2 separate regions of the Homo sapiens genome follow, and region 2 is linked to region 1. Evidence: read pairs that join two places in POLR2A ChIA-PET (ENCODE). Cell type or tissue: Caco-2. All regions are shown on one strand. Each heading gives the region's core, and the rest is flanking DNA. Links, peaks and the distances in the headings are about the cores only.

The links. Peaks named below come from ENCODE experiments on the same cell type or tissue, not always from the same donor. Only the 100,000 strongest peaks of a DNase experiment are listed, where the experiment ranks them.
Region 2: POLR2A ChIA-PET joins it to region 1 with 10 read pairs; 3 of 35 experiments call an interaction of 5 or more read pairs at or near these places.

The regions. Positions count from the first base shown.
Region 1 is chr19:14,381,012-14,389,011 of GRCh38, reverse strand. It overlaps ADGRE5 (adhesion G protein-coupled receptor E5), which reads right to left and starts at 7,568. Exons shown (of 20, transcript NM_078481.4): 1 at 7,467-7,568; 2 at 512-562; 3 at 194-310. The coding sequence starts at 7,488. RefSeq lists a silencer at 6,080-6,219. In Caco-2, for the core only: no CTCF peak of the experiment used is centred there; DNase peaks (open chromatin) are centred at 6,831 and 7,711; H3K4me3 peaks cover 1,272 bases.
Region 2 is chr19:14,546,069-14,556,141 of GRCh38, reverse strand. The region is part of intron 1 of TECR (trans-2,3-enoyl-CoA reductase); the gene reads right to left. It also overlaps a transcript of DNAJB1 not described here. Among named protein-coding and RNA genes, the nearest start is that of NDUFB7, 21 kb to the left of the region's middle. RefSeq lists enhancers at 1-508, 3,962-4,461. In Caco-2, for the core only: no CTCF peak of the experiment used is centred there; a DNase peak (open chromatin) is centred at 4,551.

The DNA.
Region 1 (8,000 bases), core at 1-8,000:
GCCCGCCTCAGCCTCCCAAAGTGCTGGGATTACAGGCGTGAGCCACCACGCCTGCCCTCTTTTTCTTTTCTCTGGCCATGATGATAGTCTGGAAGGTAAGGCTGTGGCCCCTCACAACAACCTCTGTCCCCCACTGGCTGGGCAATGCCTCATAATCGCGGATGTCCCCTGCGCTGCCCTCAAGCCTCTGTACCGTCACAAGTCTCCGTCGGGGTGGTGATGATCTCAGAAAAAGAGCTGAACCCTGGATTGCAGCGACAGGCGGTGGCATTGACACACGAGGAGTTCTGAGGGCACCACCGGGCACAGCCTGCAAGAGCAGGGAGCACGGTCAGAAGGTGAGGGGTAAGGGAATACACAAAAAGGGGGCACTGGGGGAGATGGGGCAGGGCGCTGAGTTTCTCGTGCGCGAGCCCTCTCTTTCCCTGGGCTGAAGGGGGCTGGGCGGGGGTCCAGGACCCTCCCCAGGCTCTGGCTGTGGACTGTGCTTTCTGCTTCCCAGCAGACTCACCCCTGGAGTCCTGGGTTTCAGCTCCCGGCAGAGTCAGCCAGACACAGAATGCTGCAACAGAGAAAGGAAAGGGGGTCAGAGGGGATCCCAGGGTGGGAAAGGAGGCGTAAGGGTGATGCACTTTGTGGGAGGAGGATGCTGACCCCTCTCAGGCTCAGATCCTGACGGTCGTTCAGAGTGAGCAGATGTCATGTCCCACTCAGATGCTCAAAGCCAAAGAGTCTGTCACCCTGTTCCCATAGGGGCGGGTTTTTTTGTTTTTGTTTTTTTTTTGACACAGGCTCCTGCTTGGTCACCCAGGCTGGAGTGCAGTGGTGCAATCATATCTCACTGCAGCCTCCAATTCCTAGGCTCAAGAGATCCTCCTGCCTCAGCCTCCCAAGTAGCTGGGACCACAGGTGTGCACTAAATTTTTTTTTCTTTTTGAGACAGAGTCTTGCTCTGTCGCCCAGGCTGAAGTGCAATGCTGTGATCTTGGCTCACTGCAATCTCTACCTCCTGGGTTCAAGTGATTCTCCTGCTTCAGCCTCCTGAGTAGCTGGGATTACAGGAGTCTGCCACCACACCCGGCTAATTTTTTGTATTTTTACTAGAGACAGGGTTTCACCATATTGGCCAGGCTGGTCTCGAACTCCTGACCTCAGGTGATCTGCCTGTCTTGGCCTCCCAAAGTGCTGGGATTACAGGCGTGAGCCACATTTCCTGACTCAAAATTTTTAAAATAAAATAATTTATCATGCCAGGCCAAAAAATTAAAAATAATTTTTTTTTTTGAAACGGAGTCTCACTCTGTCACCCAGGCTGGAGTGCAGTGGCATGATCTCAGCTCACTGCAAGCTCCGCTTCCTGGGTTCATGCCATTCTCCTGCCTCAGCCTCCCGAGTAGCTGGGACTACAGGCGTCCACCACCACACCCGGCTAATTTTTTGTATTTTTAGTAGAGATGGGGTTTCACTGTGTTAGCCAGTATGGTCTCGATCTCCTGACCTCGTGATCCACCCACCTCGGCCTCCCAAAGTGCTGGGATTACAGGCATGAGCCACTGTGGCCGGCCTAAAAATAATTCAAAAAATTATTTTACAGACAGAGTCTTGCTCTGTTGCCCAGGCTGATCTTGAACTCCTGGCCTCAAGCGATCCTCCCCGCCTCAGCCTCCCGAGCTCGGCTTGAGGGTGGAGTTTCAGGAACTGAGTAGGGAAGGGCCATGAGCCTGGTGGGGGTCTCAGCTCCAGCTGCTGCTCTTCTGACCTGGGGTGTGTGGGGAGTGGCTAAGAAAACAGACAGGAGCCAGGCATCCCCAGTTCAAATCCCAGACAGTGGGCCTCTCTGCCTCAGTTTCCCTCTGTAGAATAGGGATGATGGCGCCCACTCCCCAGTGTAGTGTGTGTGGGAGTAAACCACATGACTGCTGTCCGGTGTGCCTGAGCATTTACTGCCATCTTCATTTCTTCTTCTTTTATTTATTTATTTATTTTATTTTTTTTCTGAGACAGAGTCTCTCTCTGTCGCCCAGGCTGGAGTGCGATGGCACGATCCTGGCTCACTGCAACCTCCACCTCCCGGGTTCAAGCAATTCCTCTGCCTCAGTCTCCAGAGTATCTGGGATTACAGGCACCCGCCACCAAGCCCGGCTGATTTTTTTGTATTTTTGTAGAGACGGGGTTTCACCATGTTGGCCAGGCTGGTCTTGAACTCCCGGCCTCAAGTGATCCTCCCGCCTTGGCCTCCAAAAGTGCTGGGATTACAGGCGTGAGCCACCGTGCCCAGCCTGCCATCTTCATTTCTCTTTTTTTTTTTTTTTTTTTTTGAGACGGAGTCTTGCTCTGTCGCCCAGGCTGGAGTGCAGTGGTGCAAACTTGGCTCACTGCAAGCTCCGCCTCCCGGGTTCACACCATTCTCCTGTCTCAGCCTCTCGAGTAGCTGGGACCACAGGCTCCCGCCACCACGCCCAGCTTATTTTTTTGTATTTTTAGTAGAGACAAGGTTTCACCATGTTAGCCAGGATGGTAGTCTTGATCTCCTGACCTCATGATCCGCCCGCCTCAGCCTCCCAAAGTGCTGGAATTACAGGCGTGAGCCACCGCGCCCGGCCTCTCTTTTTTTTTTTTTTTTTTTTTTTTTTGAGATGGAGTCTTGCTCTGTTGCCCAGGATGAAGTGCAGTGGTGTGATCTCTGCTCACTGCAAGCTCCACCTCCCGGGTTCACGCCATTCTCCTGCCTCAGCCTCCAGAGTAGCTGGAACTACTGGCGCCCACCACCACGCCTGGCTAACTTTTTATATTTTTAGTAGAGAAGGGGTTTCACCATGTTAGCCAGGATGGTTTCGATCTCCTGACCTCGTGATCCACCTGCCTTGGCCTCCCAAAGTGCTGGCACAAGCCGCCAGGCCCTGCCTGCCATCTTCATTTCTTTAGGTAAAAATGAAGGCGTGGTCAGGCACAGTGGCTCATGCCTGTAATCCCAGCACTTTGGGAGGCCGAGGCGGGTGGATCACTTGAGATCGGGAGTTCGAGACCAGCCTGCCTAATATGGTGAAACCCCCTCTCTACTGAAAATACAAAAAATTAGCTGGGCGTGGTGGTGGGTGCCTGTTATCCCAGCTACTTGGGAGACTGAGGCTTGAGAATCGCTTGAACTAAGGAGGCAGAGTTGCAGCAAGCCAAGATCACGCCACTGCACTCCAGCCTGAGTGACAGAGCAAGACTCCGTCTCAGAAAAAAAAAAAAAAAAATGACGGTGTTGGATCACCCAGGCTCTGAGATGCCCTGGACCTCCACGCTTCCTCAGGGACACAGGTGCACACACACCACACCCACAACTGCCACTGGCCCTGGCGGTCTGTCCTGGAACCCAGTGGTGATATTTCACCCCCGGGCCCCCCTCCCACAGGAAGACGCTGTAGCCGCCTGTTGGGGTGCACGTGGAGTGGCGGTTCCCAGCACTCAGGGGGTTCCCCCTCCCAAGGCATGTTCTGGGGGACCCTCCTCAGGTCACCAGGGGATTCAGAGATGGGGACCTAGGGATCTCCTTGCTGTTCACCAGAGAGATAGAGACAAAGAAGCAGGGGTGGAGAGAAAATAGAGATTAGAGAGAGAGAGAGACAGACAGAGAGAGAGAAAGAGTCAGAAAGAAAGAGAGACACAGAAAGAGAGACAGAGACACAAAGAGACAGAGAGACAGAAGGTGGGGGGCTGTGCTTGGTGGTTCACGCCTGTAATCCCAGCACTTTGGGAGGCCGAGGCAGATGGATCACCTGAGGCCAGGAGTGTGAGACCAGCCTGGCCAACATAGTGAAACCCCATCTCTACTAAAAATACAAAAAATTAGCCGGGCATGGTGGCACACGCCTGTAATCCCAGCTATTTGGGAGGTGGAGGCAGGAGAATCGCTTGAACACAGAAGGCAGAGGTTGCAGTGAGCTGAGATCCCGCCACTGCACGCCAGCCTGGGCAACAGAGCAAGACTCTCAAAAAAAAAAAAAAAAAAAAAAGAGCAAGAGTCTCAAAAAAAAAAAAAAGAAAGAAAAGAAAAGAACAAAGAGAGAGAGAGACAGAGAGATAGAGGGACAGAGACGGAGACAGAGAGGAGAAAGGAGACAAGCTGGAGAGAGAGAGGGAGACAGAGAGGAGAAAGAAGACAGCTAGAGAAATATAAGACAGAGGAGACAGAGACACGGAGAGATAGAGACAGACAGAGAGACAGAAATTACATGGTGATAGAGAGAGGTGGAGAGAGAAACAAGGGGCCCATAAAGAGCAGAAGGGGAAACAGGAGGAGATGGGACAGAGAGAACAGAGAGACAGAGAGATAAACAGTGAGGAAGAAAGAAAACCATGAGAAAGGAGGGTGGATGGAAACAGAGGGGAAGGGCAGGGGAACGGAGGGCGTTGGGATATGAGCGGCAGGTGGGGCCTGGGGCGGGCTGGGAGGGGACGTCCAGTCCCTGCCGATCTGGGAATACTGGGGACCCCAATAATCCAGGGAGACCTGAAGGGGGGTGTCGGGCAGAGGGATGGGGACCAGGACAACGGCTGGGCATGAGTCACTTCCTGGGCCTAAGGGAAGGAATGACTCACCACTCATTTGCCCCAATTCAACCCTGGAGGGGCTTCCAGGGGAATTTTGGGGTCTGTTATGAGCACAGCTTCAGAGGGCGGGTGTTTGGGGTGCAGATTGGAGGTCCCCGGACCACTCAGCCACTGTGTTCAAATTTAGTACCCCTTAGGTGGGTGGAAGGCAGAGATCCCCACTCCCACCTCCACACTCCTTCCAGCTGGGTTAAACCAAGGCCGAAACCCCCCAGCCCAAGCCCGTACTCCCCACTTCTGTCAGGATTCCCCTCTTCCTCCTCTCTGGCCACAAGGCTTGGCTAGTTCCTCCCTCGGCCAGAACCCAGTTCCTCTTTGCAGAACAGACCACAAAATGACCTCCCCTGGCAGGACAGGATCTAGGCAGATTCATCTCTAACTCCCAAAGCCCCAGGTAACTCCTTTAAAGCTCAGAACCACTCTAGGAGGCAGGGGCTGTGTTGATGCCCATTCTACAGATAGAGAAACTGAGGCTTGGAGCCCAGAAAAGGATCAGGAGGAATCCAATAAACAGAAGAGGTTGGGGAAGGAGGAATTGAGGGATTGAGGTCCTCAGGGCCCTGGGCAGGGTTCCTTTGTGCCCCATCCCCTCTGCATGGGCTGAGCTGGGTTCTCTACTCCCACCGTGAGGCTACAGGGCCCAGCTGCCTCCATCTGGGGCCTTGGAAGTTGCCCAAACAGAAGCCGGGAGAGAAGCTGCTGTTCTGGTTTGAGTTCCTTCTGGTTTGCATTCTCTGGGCTGAGCCCTAAGTAGTCAGTTTCCTGCATTGAGATCCTGGGGTGGGGGGTGGTGGGGCAGTCACCCCTTCTTTAGGCTTCCTCCTAAGGACCCCGAGACAATTCCCCAGACCCACTAGTGTCTTACCAGAATTTAATAATCATCATAATTTATTATTTATTCATTTATTTTGAGACAGGGTCTCACTGTCACCCAGGCTGGAGTGCAGTGGCGTGATCTCAGCTCACTGCAACCTCCACCTCCCAGGTTCAAGAGACTCTCCTACCTCAGGCTCCCGAGTAGCTGGGATTACAGGCGCCCGCCACCACACCCAGGTAATTTTTGTATTTTTAGTAAAGACAGAGTTTCACCATGTTGGCCAGGCTGGTCTCGAACTCCTGACCTCTGGTGATCTGCTGGCCTGGGCCTACCAAAGTGCTGGGATTACAGGTGTGAGCCACTGCACCCGGCCTTATTATTAATTTATTTTTTGAGATAGGATCTTGCTCTGTCACCCAGGCTGGAGTGCAGTGGTGCAAACACAGCTCACTGCAGCTTCAACCTCCTGGGCTCAAGGGATCCTCCCACCTCAGCCTCCTGAGCCACTAGGACTACAGGCGCACACCACCAAGCCCGACTAATTAAAAAAAATTTTTTTTGGCTGGGCGCGGTGGCTCATGCCTGTAATCCCAGCACTTTGGGAGGCGGAGGCGGGTGAATCACCTGAGGTCAGGAGTTTGAGACCAGCCTGGCCATCATGGTGAAACCCCGTCTCTACTAAAAATACAAACACAAAAACTAAAACAAAAAACTAGCCGGGCATGGTGGCAGGCACCTATAATCCCAGCTACTCGGGGTGGATGGGGGCGAGGCAGGAGAATCGCTTGAACCCAGGAGGCGGAGGTTGCAGTGAGCCGAGATTGCACCATTGCACTCCAGCCTGAGCGACAAGAGCGAGACTTTGTCTCAAAAAAAAAAAAAAAAATTTGTTTTTGGTAGAGACAACGTCTCGATGTGTTGCCCAGGCTAGTCTCCAGTCCCTGGGCTCAAGAGATCCACCTGCCTCGGCCTCTCAAAGTGCTGGGATTGCAGGTGTGAGCCACTGTGCCCAGCCAACACTTTTAAAATGCTGTTTACCTAATTCTTACTGTGAACCAGGAATAGTTTGTGTCCTAACTCACTCATCCCTTAAAACAATCTAAGACGGAGACGGGTTGTGCTCCATTTTATAGATGAGAAAAGTGAGGCGCAGAGGCTCTCTGACTTGGCCCTGGTGACACAGACAGCCAGGGCGTGGAACCCTTGGGAAGCCAGGTCTTGGCAACTGCCCCCAACAAGTGTGCCCCCAAGAAACCCAAGGTGGGCTCTTGTCTCTCACTCTCAAGCCAAGGCGGGGTGCTGAGCTGACACCTGCCACTTGGGGCTGGCCCAGGGAAGCTGTGTCCCTGTGGTCCAGGAAGTTCTGGTTTTTGCCCCAAATGTCATTTCTTCACTCTCTTTGTTGCCCCGTTGCTTAGGCAACGAGCTACCCTGATAACCGTTACAGTCACCTTGGGTGGGGCGGGAAAGGGAGTCCCAGGAAGTCACAACAAAAATCAAATTCAAACCCAGAACCAGGCAAAGTCCCTTCGATCCGCAGCTGAGCCCCAGCCAGGTCTGCGGGGAGCAAGAACTGGGGTCTCTGGGGGCTGCCCCTGCTGCTGAGACTGCGAGGGACAAATTGGGGGTACCTTGCAGTGGAGAAGTCCTGGCTTCTAGCTTCCCCACCCCCGCCCATGTCCTTCTATGCGTTATATTAAGCACAGCGGCTCTCAGGGTCCCAGCACTCACTTTTTGCCCCTTTCCTTCCCCCGTGCCTCAGTTTCCCCTCTTAGGGAGCAGATGCCAGACTGGCTCCAGTAGAAAGCTTGAGGATCCCTCCAGGCAGGGTAGCAGGCTCCAAGAGCACCCTGGAGTTCCTGCCGGGGTGTGGGGGTGCCCAAGCACCACCAGCCCCTCTCGCCGTGTGCCCGTGAGTGCCTGCTTGACCATGTGGCTTCCTCTATCGCAGGCCCCACAGACACCAGCGGCGCCTCCCGTTTCTCAGACGCAGCCAAGGGGTCCCGCTGGAGCTTCCTCGCCCCTCCCAGCGGGGCCCCAAAGTACTTACCGAGAAAGACGCGGCCTCCCATGGTTGGAGCTGCCGGCAGGAGCGGCAGGGGAAAGAGTGAGTGGGACAGGGCTGTCCCGTCTCCACAGGCTAGGCAGCTGTGCAGGCTGTCCCGAGGCCAGGACTTTATGAAGGAGGGGGGGCGGACAGCCGCTGGCCCAGGGCCCTCCCCGGAACTGGCGGTGCAGCTGGAAGCCAGCAGGAAAGTGCAATAAAAACACAGACCCAGGGGCGCTGCATACACACACACACACACACACACACACACACACACACACACGTGCACTCAGTAAGAATGAAGTGCAACCTGCTTTCAAAAACCCTCTGCTAGAGTTTCCACCATGTGGCTCTGACGAACCCTTTGGCCTCTGTGTTGGGGCTGGCTGCTCTGAGGGGAAGGTGTGGCAGCCGGGCGGGGCGGTCTTGCCTGGGGCCACTTGGCTCTTCCCTGGGCAGGCGCAAAGGGGTCTTGTCAGAAATAGCTCTGGACGCCCACGCTGGTGGGACTCGCCCTGTGCCCAGAGCTTTGGCATG
Region 2 (10,073 bases), core at 798-8,797, 170 kb before region 1:
TGGGAGGAGGTGAGGGCAGAAAGGTGATGTGGCGGTCTGTGCCACGGCTTTGTGGGCCACGGGGAGGACGTTAGCTTTTACTCTGAGTGAAGTGGCAGCCATAGAGGGTTCTTGAGCAGAGGAGGGATGAGACTTGGCTCAGGTTCAAGACTTGGCTTCCCCAGCTTTACCTGCTTGCCACTGCTGGGTGGAACAGACTGGAGGAGTGAGGGCAGAAGCTGGGAGCAAAGAGGGAGCTATAGAGAGGTGAAAAGTGGGCTGGGCGCAGTGGCTCACGCCTGGAATCCCAGCACTTTAGGAGGCTGAGACAGGATGATCACTTAAGCCCAGGAGTTCAAGACCAGCTTGGGCAAAATAGCAAGGCTCTGCCTCCACAAAAAGTATTTATAAAAATTAGCTGTGTCCACGCATGGTGACTCACACCTGTAATCCAAGCACTTTGGGAGGCTGAGGTGGGCAGATCACCTGAGGTCAGGAGTTCGAGACCAGCCTGGCCAACATGGTAAAACCCCGTGTAAAAACACAAAAATTAGCCAAGTGTGGTGGCACACACCTGTAATCCCAGCCACTTGGGAGGCTGAGGCACAAGAATCACTTAAACCCAGGAGATGGAGGTTGTGGTGAGCCAAGATTGCACCACTGCACTCCAGCCTGGGCAATAGAGTGAGGCTCTGTCTAAAAAAAAAAAAAAAAAAAAAAAAAAGAATAAATAAAAATACAAAAAAATTTGCTGGGCATGGCAGTGGGCACCTGTAATCCCAGCTACTCAGGAGGCTGAGGCAGGAGAATCGCTTGAACCCAGGAGGCAGAGGTTGCAGTGAGCCGAGATCACACCACTGCACTCCAGCCTGGGCCACAGAGCAAGACTCCATCTCAAAAAACAAAAATAAAAAATTAGCTGGGTGTGGTGACTCGCACCTATGGTCCTACCTACTCCTCAGGGGCTGTGACAGAAGGATCGCTTAAGCCTAGGAGTTCCAGGCTGCAGTGAGCCATGATTGATTACACTACGGCACCCCTGCCTGGGGGACAAAGCAAGACCCTGTCTCAAAAAAAAAAAAACAAGGCCAGGCGCAGTGGCTCACGCCTGTAATCCCAGCACTCTGGGAGGCGGACGTGGGCAGATCACAAGGTCAAGAGATCAAGACCAGCCAGGCTAACATGGTGAAACCCCATCTCTACTAAAAATACAAAAATTAGCTGGGCATGGTGGCACACGCCTGTAGTCCCAGCTACTCAGGAGGCTGAGGCAAGAGAATCGATTGAACCCAGGAGGCGGAGGTTGCAGTGAGCAGAGGTCAGGCCACTGCACTCCAACCTGGTGACAGAGTGAAACTCCATCTCAAAAAAAAAAAGCACAAGGCAGAGACAAGCAGTGAAATTCTGGACAGATGTGGAGGTGAAGAGTGGGTGTGGCCTGAGAGTGGAGTGGGTGTGGGGATGAGAGGTACAGGGAAGGAGGGAGGAGCAGGCACCACCTGAGCCAAGGCTGGAAGAGCTGAGCCTGCAATTCCTGCTCATCCCCTGGAGGCGCAGCCTGAAGGCCTGGCACACACAGCCATGCACAGAAGGCCTCTGGAGCTTCGGCTTCCCCAGCTTCACAAACAAGCCAAGACTGGTGCTTCCCAGTCCTCTCCCGGCTGTAAACAAGCAGGTTCAATGGCCTTGCTGGCGGCAGAGTCCACACCACAGGACCCAGCAAGGCACCTGCCTGCCCTCTCAGCCCCAGAAGAGGGGCAGACCCGGGCCAGAGCGGGAAGCTTGGATTCTGGGCCGGCCTCATCTCCCATGGCTTATGAACCTGAAACTTCTGTGTGTCCTAGGACGTGACCTGCCTAATGGTGATGAGTGAGAACAGCGACCAACAGTTATTTCACGTTCCCTGCCCGGGGCTGGAACTGCCACAGCTTCCCAGACATCTCTCCTGCAGCAGCCGGAGGGAGCAGGAGCCATTAGCTCCGTTTCACAGATGAAGAGGCCAAGATCTAAGCAGTAAATCCCAGAGCCCAGAAGACCACGCGTGCATGTTGAAAGCCAGGCCATACCCCACCACACATGGGCCTCCAGGGCCCCCTTGCAGAGCTGATGTGGTGCCGCACAGCCCACCTGTTGAGCTCAAAGCTCCGGCAGGCTCTCTCGGACCCCGCAGGGGACTGCACTTCCTGGTAGGAAGCATCTCCCGAGTCTGGGGCACAAGAGGCCTGGCTGGGGGTGCGAGCCCTGGTCAGTGCAACCAGGGCCCCAGGTAAAGACACAAAGGGCCTGACAGGTCCTGCAGCTGGCCAGCCAGGCACTCACCATCCCCGCGCCGGGCACAAGCGCTGCTGCACTCATCGCCTGAGCTCCCTGTCCAGCCAATGCCCAGCATAGAGGTCGGAGGCCTGGCCCGATCATGCCCAGAGCCACGCCGGCCACCTCGCCCCCATCACCTCGCCCCCATCACAAATGCAGAGACTCCGGCACATTCATCTGGACTCCGGCTCAGCGGCTCAGCCCTCTCGGCTCCCTTTCCTTCCCACTTCCAGAAATATCAAGTCAACCTGCTAATGCCAGGATGGCTGAGAAGACCTAGGGCTCAGCTGCCAGGAACCCTGCACAGGCCACACCTGCTCGGCCAGAAATACCACCTTCCCCAGTGGCCTCAGTGTATGACCTCGTTTCTCAGTGGCACCCGGGGGCGGCTGCACCAGCCTCCCCGAGGCGCCACAGTGGAAGCAGAATGTCACCCAGGGTGGGGAGGAAGGGCTGAGAGTGGCTGACCTCCCACTCCCAGGTCCCTGGACCGCTCTGCTCCTGTCTTCTACCTGTGCTGGCAAGACGAGAGGTGCCAGGGTCTCAATGCCAATGTCTCTGGGCTCTCGGATCCGAGGCCAGGGCCAGGTGCAGAGGCAGCGGTAGCCCGGGACCCGGAGAAGCTGGAGCTGCTGTTCCCATCCAGCAGAGCCCCGAGCGAGCAGGTAGCAATCCAGCCTTGGAAGATGGTCATCGGACGCACGAGCTCCTGGCTTGGGCGAGCAGCCACAGCCATTCATAGAGGATGAATATGGCACAAGACAAACACAGTGGGAAGTTGGAGAACCTGGGTCTCAGCCCTGGGCCTGCCCCCCATTCTCAGTGGTACCCACAGCCTACACCCATCCCTGCGGTTGTGCCCTCAGGGCCTCCGAGGAGCACTGGCCCACCCAGAGCGACGCTGATCTCGCCCGTTTCATTCAGACGTGACATCTATCAGATGCTCACCCTGTACCTAGGACTATGCTGAGACTGCCACCCAGGCCTCACCCAGGCCCTATAAGAAAAAGACTGGGCCGGGCGCAGTGGCTCACACCTGTAATCCCAGCACTTTGGGAGGCCGAGGCGGGTGGATCACGAGGTCAGGAGATCAAGACCATCCTGGCTAACACAGTGAAACCCCGTCTCTACTAAAAGTACAAAAAAAGTTAGCCGGGCATGGTGGCGGGTGCCTGTAGTCCCAGCTACTCGGGAGGCTGAGGCAGGAGAATGGCGTGAACCCGGGAGGCGGAGCTTGCAGTGAGCCAGAGATTGCGCCACTGCACTCCAGCCTGGGCGACAGAACGAGACTCCTCTCAAAAAAAAAGAAAAGAAAAGAAAAGAAAAAGACTGTGATGCCTGTTACGTGGCTTGGAAAACTGGGGCTTGGGAACGAGGAAGCCCTCGCCCAAGGTAAGTAGCCTGGAAGTGCCCATGTGAGTGTCCACCCAGCTTGCTCAGGCCCAAAGCTCCTACAATAAAATAATGCCTCCATCCTAGAGAGCAGGGCTATGTGCAACAGAGAAAGGAAAAGGCAGGCCGGGCACGGTGGCTCACGCCTATAATCCCAGCAGTTTGGGAGGCCAGACTGGGAGGATTGCTTGAGCCCGGGAGGTCAAGGCTGCAGTGACCTATCATTGCACCACTGCACTCCAGCCTGGGGGACAGAAGACACGCTATCTCAAAAAAAAAAAAAAAGAAAAAAGAAAGAAAGAAAGAAAGAAAAGAAAAAGGCCAGGCGCGGTGGCTCATGCCTGTAATCTCAGCACTTTGGGAGGCCAAGGTAGATGGACTGCTTGAGCCCAGGAGGTCAAGGCTGAGTTATGACTGCACCACTGACTGCACTCCAGCCTGGGCGACAGAGCGAGACTCCATCTCAAAAAAAAAAAAAGAGAGAAAGAGAGAGAGAGAGAGAGAGAGAGAGGGAGGGAGGGAGAGAGAGAGGGAGGGAGGGAGGGGGAGAGAGAGAGAGAGAAAGGAAAGAAAAAGAGGAAGAAAGGAAGAAATAAAGAAATAAGGGTAAAACCAAACAAAAGAAAAACAAAAACAAAAAAACAAAAAACCCACCACCCTGGATGCGATCCTCCAGCAGACACCAAGAACTGAGCCTCTCTGCCTGGCCTGAGGACCCAGCCCGCTGGCCTCTGCCCCACAGCCTCACACAGCCAGGCTGTACCAGAGCAAAAGGTCTATCAGCAACTCATACCACAGCGGGGCCCAGGCAGGGTTTACAGCTGTGGCAATGCCTCCTGCATGTTTTCCTGTCACTAGCTAAGACAGCCAATGGGCCTAGAAAAGCAGGGGCGCGTCCTCAATGCTGACTGAGAGGCACTGCCACAGGGGGCGGTGTCAGACCTGCCTTGCCTGTCTGCTTCTCCAACTAGTAAATGGGTGTGCCTGCAAGACCATCTAACACAGGGACTGCTTAGGAATTAGGGAATTCCTGCAGCCTGTGCAACATGTCAAAACTCCTTCTCTACACAAAATATAATAATTGGCCAGGTGCAGTGGCTCACGCCTGTAATCCCAGTACTCTGGGAGGCCGAGGTGGGTGGATCACCTGAGGTCAGGAGTTCGAGAGTAGCCTGGCCAACATGATGAAACCCTATCTCTACTAAAAATACAAAAAAATTAGCTGGGTGTGGTGGTGGGTGCCTGTAATCCCAGCTACTCAGGAGCCTGAGGCAGGAGAATCGTTATGAACCTGGGAGGTGGAGGTTGCAGTGAGCCGAGATCGCACCACTGCACTCCAGCCTGGGTGACAAAGCAAGACTCCATATCAAAAAAAGAAAAAAAAATAGTGTCTTTGCAGATATAATTAAGGATCTTAAGATGACATTATCCTGAATTTAAGGTGGACTTAATAAGAGAAAGGAGTGTCCTCATAAGTAAAAGGAGCGGCCGGGTGTGGTAGTTCATGCCTGTAATCCCAGTACTCTGGGAGGCCAAGGTGGGCAGATCATCTGAGGTCAGGAGTTCGACACCAGCCTGGCTAACATGGTGAAACCCTGTCTCTACAAAAATTAGCTGGGCATAGTGGTACGGGCCTGTAGTCCCAGCTACGGGGGAGGCTGAGACAGGAGAATCGCATGAACCCAGGAGGTGAAGGTTGCAGTGAGCTGAGATCACGCCACTATACTGCTGCATGTGCAACAGAGCAAGACTCCATCTAAAAAACAAACAAACCAAAAAACTGACACTCCTGGCCGCTGGGGCCAGCCCTCAAGGAGCTCCAGTGTAAAGGCCAAACACTCAACTCCCCAGGTCCCAGACCCCCAGGGGATGGTCCAGAACTGCATCCCTGCACCCACAGCTGGGTGGCAGTTGGGGACGACACCTGGGTCTCTCTCCAACTCAGGGCAGGAAGGCGCTGTCGGACCAGGAAGCTGGAAGGGGGCCAGAGGCTGAGCCCTGCAGATACAAACTGACTGGAGGAGCAGGAGGAGCTCATCCGGGCCAACCCCCGACTGCCCGAGTCCAGCAGACAGGTTAGTCCACCCCCATGAGCTCAGCTTGCCAAAGAGCCTAGACTGGGATCTACGTGGCAGGCTTTATACACGCGGCGGCAGCTAACACCACCCGCCCACTCACAACCAGCCAGGCACGGAGGCTCATCCTCAACACGAATCATCTCCTTTACAATGTATTCATCCTCTTTTGCAGGTAAGGAAACTGAGGCTCGTTTGTTCACTGACACATGCCAGGCCCTGTTAAGGACTGTGGGGTTCAGCTATAGAAGGAGAGACAAAAATCCCTGCTCGCATGGAACTCACATCTTGGCAAAGAAAGAGTGACAATGAAATAAATCGCTATATGTAATATGTTCAAAGGTGACGTGCGACATGGAAAGAAGAAAGAAAGGAAAGGGGACAGGGAGTGGCAGTTGAAGGGGGCAGGTGTATAGTTTATTTTTTTTATTTTTTTTTTTGAGACAGAGTCTCACTGTGTTGCCCAGGCTGGAGCGCAGTGGCACAATCTCGGCTCACTGCAACCTCCGCATGCCGAGTTCCAGTGATTCTCCTGCCTCAGCCTCCTGAGTAGCTGGGATTACGGGTGCATGCCACCATGCCCAGCTAATTTTTGTATTTTTAGTAGAGATGGGGTTTCACCATGTTGGTCAGGCTCGTCTCAAACTCCTGACCTCGTGATCTGCCCGCCTAAGCCTCCCTAAGTGCTGGGATTACAGGCGTGAGCCACTGCGCCTGGCCTACAGTATTTTATAAAGAGGCCAAAAGCTGAGTGCAGGTCAGGTACGCTGGCTCATGCCTGTAATCCCAGCACTTTGGGAGGCCAGGGCAGGAGGATCACTTGAGCCCAAGAGTTTGAGGCCAGGCTGGGCAACATAGTAAGACCCTTATCTCTACAAAAACTTTTAAAAACTTAGCCGGGTTAGGGGGCCAAGGAGGGCAGATCACAAGGTCTTCAAGACTAGGAGTTCAAGACTAGCCTGGCCAATATGGTGAAACCCCATCTCTATGACAAATACAAAAGTTAGCTGGGCATGGTGGCGCATGCCTGTAGTCCCAGCTCCTTGGGAGGCTGAGGCAGGAGAACTGCTTGAACCCGGGAGGCAGAGGTTGCAGTGAGCTGAGATCGCACCACTGCACCCCAGCCTGGCGACAGAGTGAGACTCCATCTCAAAAAAAAAAAAAAAAAAAAGTCCAATTAAAGGTTGTGGAAATAATTCTGTGAAGGTAATGATGGCTTAGACAAATGGGTCAGCAAACTACAGCCGATAGGGCAACTCTGGTCTACTGCCGGCTTTTGAACCGACTAAAAATGGCTTTAACTTTTGTTTTATCTTTTAAAAAATACATGACGTTTTTACCTTTTTAAGCGGATGGAAAAAAAAAATCAAAGAAACCTATTTCATGATATGTGAAAATTAAATTCAAATTTTGGTGTCCATAAATAGAGTTGTATTGAACACGCCATGCTCACTGGATGTCATCTGTGGCTGCCACAGTGGTATCACTGCTGCTGAGATGTCTGAGATGGTTGGATGCGGTGGCTCCCGCCTGTAATCACAGCACTTTGGGAGGCCAAAGTGAGCAGATCACTTGAAATCAGGAGTTTGAGACCAGCCTGGCCAACATGGTGAACCCGTCTCTACCAAAATACAAAAATTAGCCAGACGTGGTGATGCGTGCCTGTAATCCCAGCTACTTGGGAGGCTGAGACAGGAGAATTGCTTGAACCTGGGAAGCGGAGGTTGCAGTGAGTCGAGATCGCACCACCGCACTCCAGCCTGGGCGACAGTGCAAAACTCCGTCTCTAAAAGAAAAAAAAGAGACGACAGAGATGAGCAGTGCTGCAGAGACCCTTAGGCAAAGCCTAAGATCTTTGCTAGCTGGATTAAGTTTGCCAACCCCTGGCTTAGGCCTGGTAACGGCAGTGAGGCTGATGAGAAGTGGTTAAATTCTAGAATGCTGAGCTAAGGGATGTGCTGACATTTGGACATGAGGCATGAGAGAAAGAGCAGAGTCAAACAGCTTAGGGCCTGGGTAACAAACAGGCCGGAACTGCCACCAAGGGGGTGGGGAAATGCAGGTTCAAGAGGAAAAATCAGAAGCTCCATTTTGGACATGTAAAGTTTGAAATGCCCATTAGGCCCAGGCACAGTGGCTCACACCTGTAATCCCAGCACTTTGGGAGGCCGAGGGGGCGGATCATGAAGTCAGGAGATCGACACGATCCTGGCTAACACGGTGAAACCCCATCTCTACAAAAAATACAAAAAATTAGCTGGGCATGGTGGTGGGCGCCTGTAGTCCCAGCTACTTGGGAGGCTGAGGCAGAAGAATCGCTTGACCCAGGAGGCAGAGGTGGCAGTGAACTGAGATCACACCACTGCACTCCAGCCTGGGTGACAGAGCGAGACTCCGTCTCAAAAAAAAAAAAAAAAAAGAAATGCCCATTAAACACACACATGGTTGGGAGGCCAAGGCAGGAGGATCCCTCGAGGCCCAGAGTCCAAGACCCAAGACCCAAGACCAACCTGGGCAACATCGCAAGACCCCATTTCTACCAAAAAAAAACAAAAGTAGCCGGCTGTAGGTGGTATGCACCTGTAGTCCTAGCATAATCAGGAAGCTAAGGCAAGAGTATCACTTAAGCCCAGGAGGCCCAAGCTGCAGTGAACTATAATAGCACCATTGCACTCCAACCTGGGTGACAGAATGAGACCCTGACTCAAAAAAAAAAAAAAATATTAGGTACAGTGGCTCACACCTGTAATCCCAGAACTTTGGGAGGCCAAGGCAGGTGGATTACCTGAGGTCAGGAGTTTGAGACCATCCTAGCTAACATGGTGAAAACTCATCTCGACTGAAAATACAAAAAATTAGCCAGGTGTGGTGGCACATGCCTGTAGTCCCAGCTACTCTGGAGACTGAGGCACGAGAATCACTTGAACTTGGGAGGCAGAGGTTGCAGTGAGCAGAGTTCATGCCACTGCACTCCAGCCTGGGCAACAGACTGAGACTCTGTCTCAAAAAACATAAAATAAAATAAAATAAAATAAAATAGGCCAGGTACGGTGGCTCACGCCTGTAACTAATATTTTTACCCAAGCTTTAAGAGTTGCAAAAGATGTCATTTCTGGCCTACTGTCGGTATTAAAAATTTTACATAAACATTTACAGGACTCTGTTAAATCTATCTAGAGTCTAAATGCTTCAGTAATTTGAAACCTACCATTATCCCTTTAAAAAAAAATAAGAGGCTATGAATAAGCTCTTTAACATTGGCTCTCTTTTTGCTTTGACGTTGGTTTCTGTTTCCCTCCTTCATAGGATCTTATTATAATACATGTTTATGACTGAAGGTTAGCACTGATTACCCTATCATGTTGATCAAATTGAAATTTAATTTTTAGGCTGGGTGCAGTGGCTCATGCCTGTAATCCCAGCACTTTGGGAGGCCAAGGCGGGCAGATCAGATCACTTGAGGTCAGGAGTTTGAGACCAGCCTGGCCAACATAGTGAAACCCTGTTTCTACTAAAAATACTAAAGTTAGCTGGGCGTAGTGGTGTGCACCTGTAGTCCCAGCTACCTGGGAGGCTAAGGTGGGAGAATGGCTTGAACCCGCCCTCAGAGGTGGAGGTTGCAGCAAGCCAAGATCGCGACACGGCACTCCAGCCAGGGCAACAGAGCAAGACTCCGTCTTAAAAAAAGAAAAGAAAAAATAATGTTTAAGAAATATTTCAGTGACCAAAGGTTCTAAGCATAGAAAGAAAAATCCAGGCTAGACACGGTAGTGCATGCAGCCAGGCCAAGATAGTGAGAGCCCTGTTTCTGTAATAAATAAATAAAAAGAAAATTTCTGCAGGAGGTTGCTCACTACAACCTCTGCCTCCCGGGTTCAAGCAATTCTCCTGCCTCAGCCTCGCAAGTAGCCAGGATTACAGACACGTGCCACTGCACCTGGTTAATTTTTGTATTTTTAGTAGAAGAGGGGTTTCAGCATGTTGACCAGGCTGGTCTTGAACTCCTGACCTCAAGTGATCCGCCCACCTCAGCCTTCCAAAGTGCTGAAATTACAGGTGTGAGCCACTACACCTGGCCTAGGGTGGAGTTTTCTCAGAGCAAAAAAAAAAATCCCAAATCTAGAATTCCTTCTGAGTTAGATGCCCAAAAACTTTCAGTGTGATCTATGATCGGAAATGTCTGTAATGATTTCCCAGCTGAGTAGCCCCCAGCGCCGCCCCCATGATTTTTCTGAAAGCAGATTTGTGACCACCCCAGGTGCAGAAGGACTTGGTCCCCAGGGACGAGCTAGCATGGATCACTTCCTCACCTTC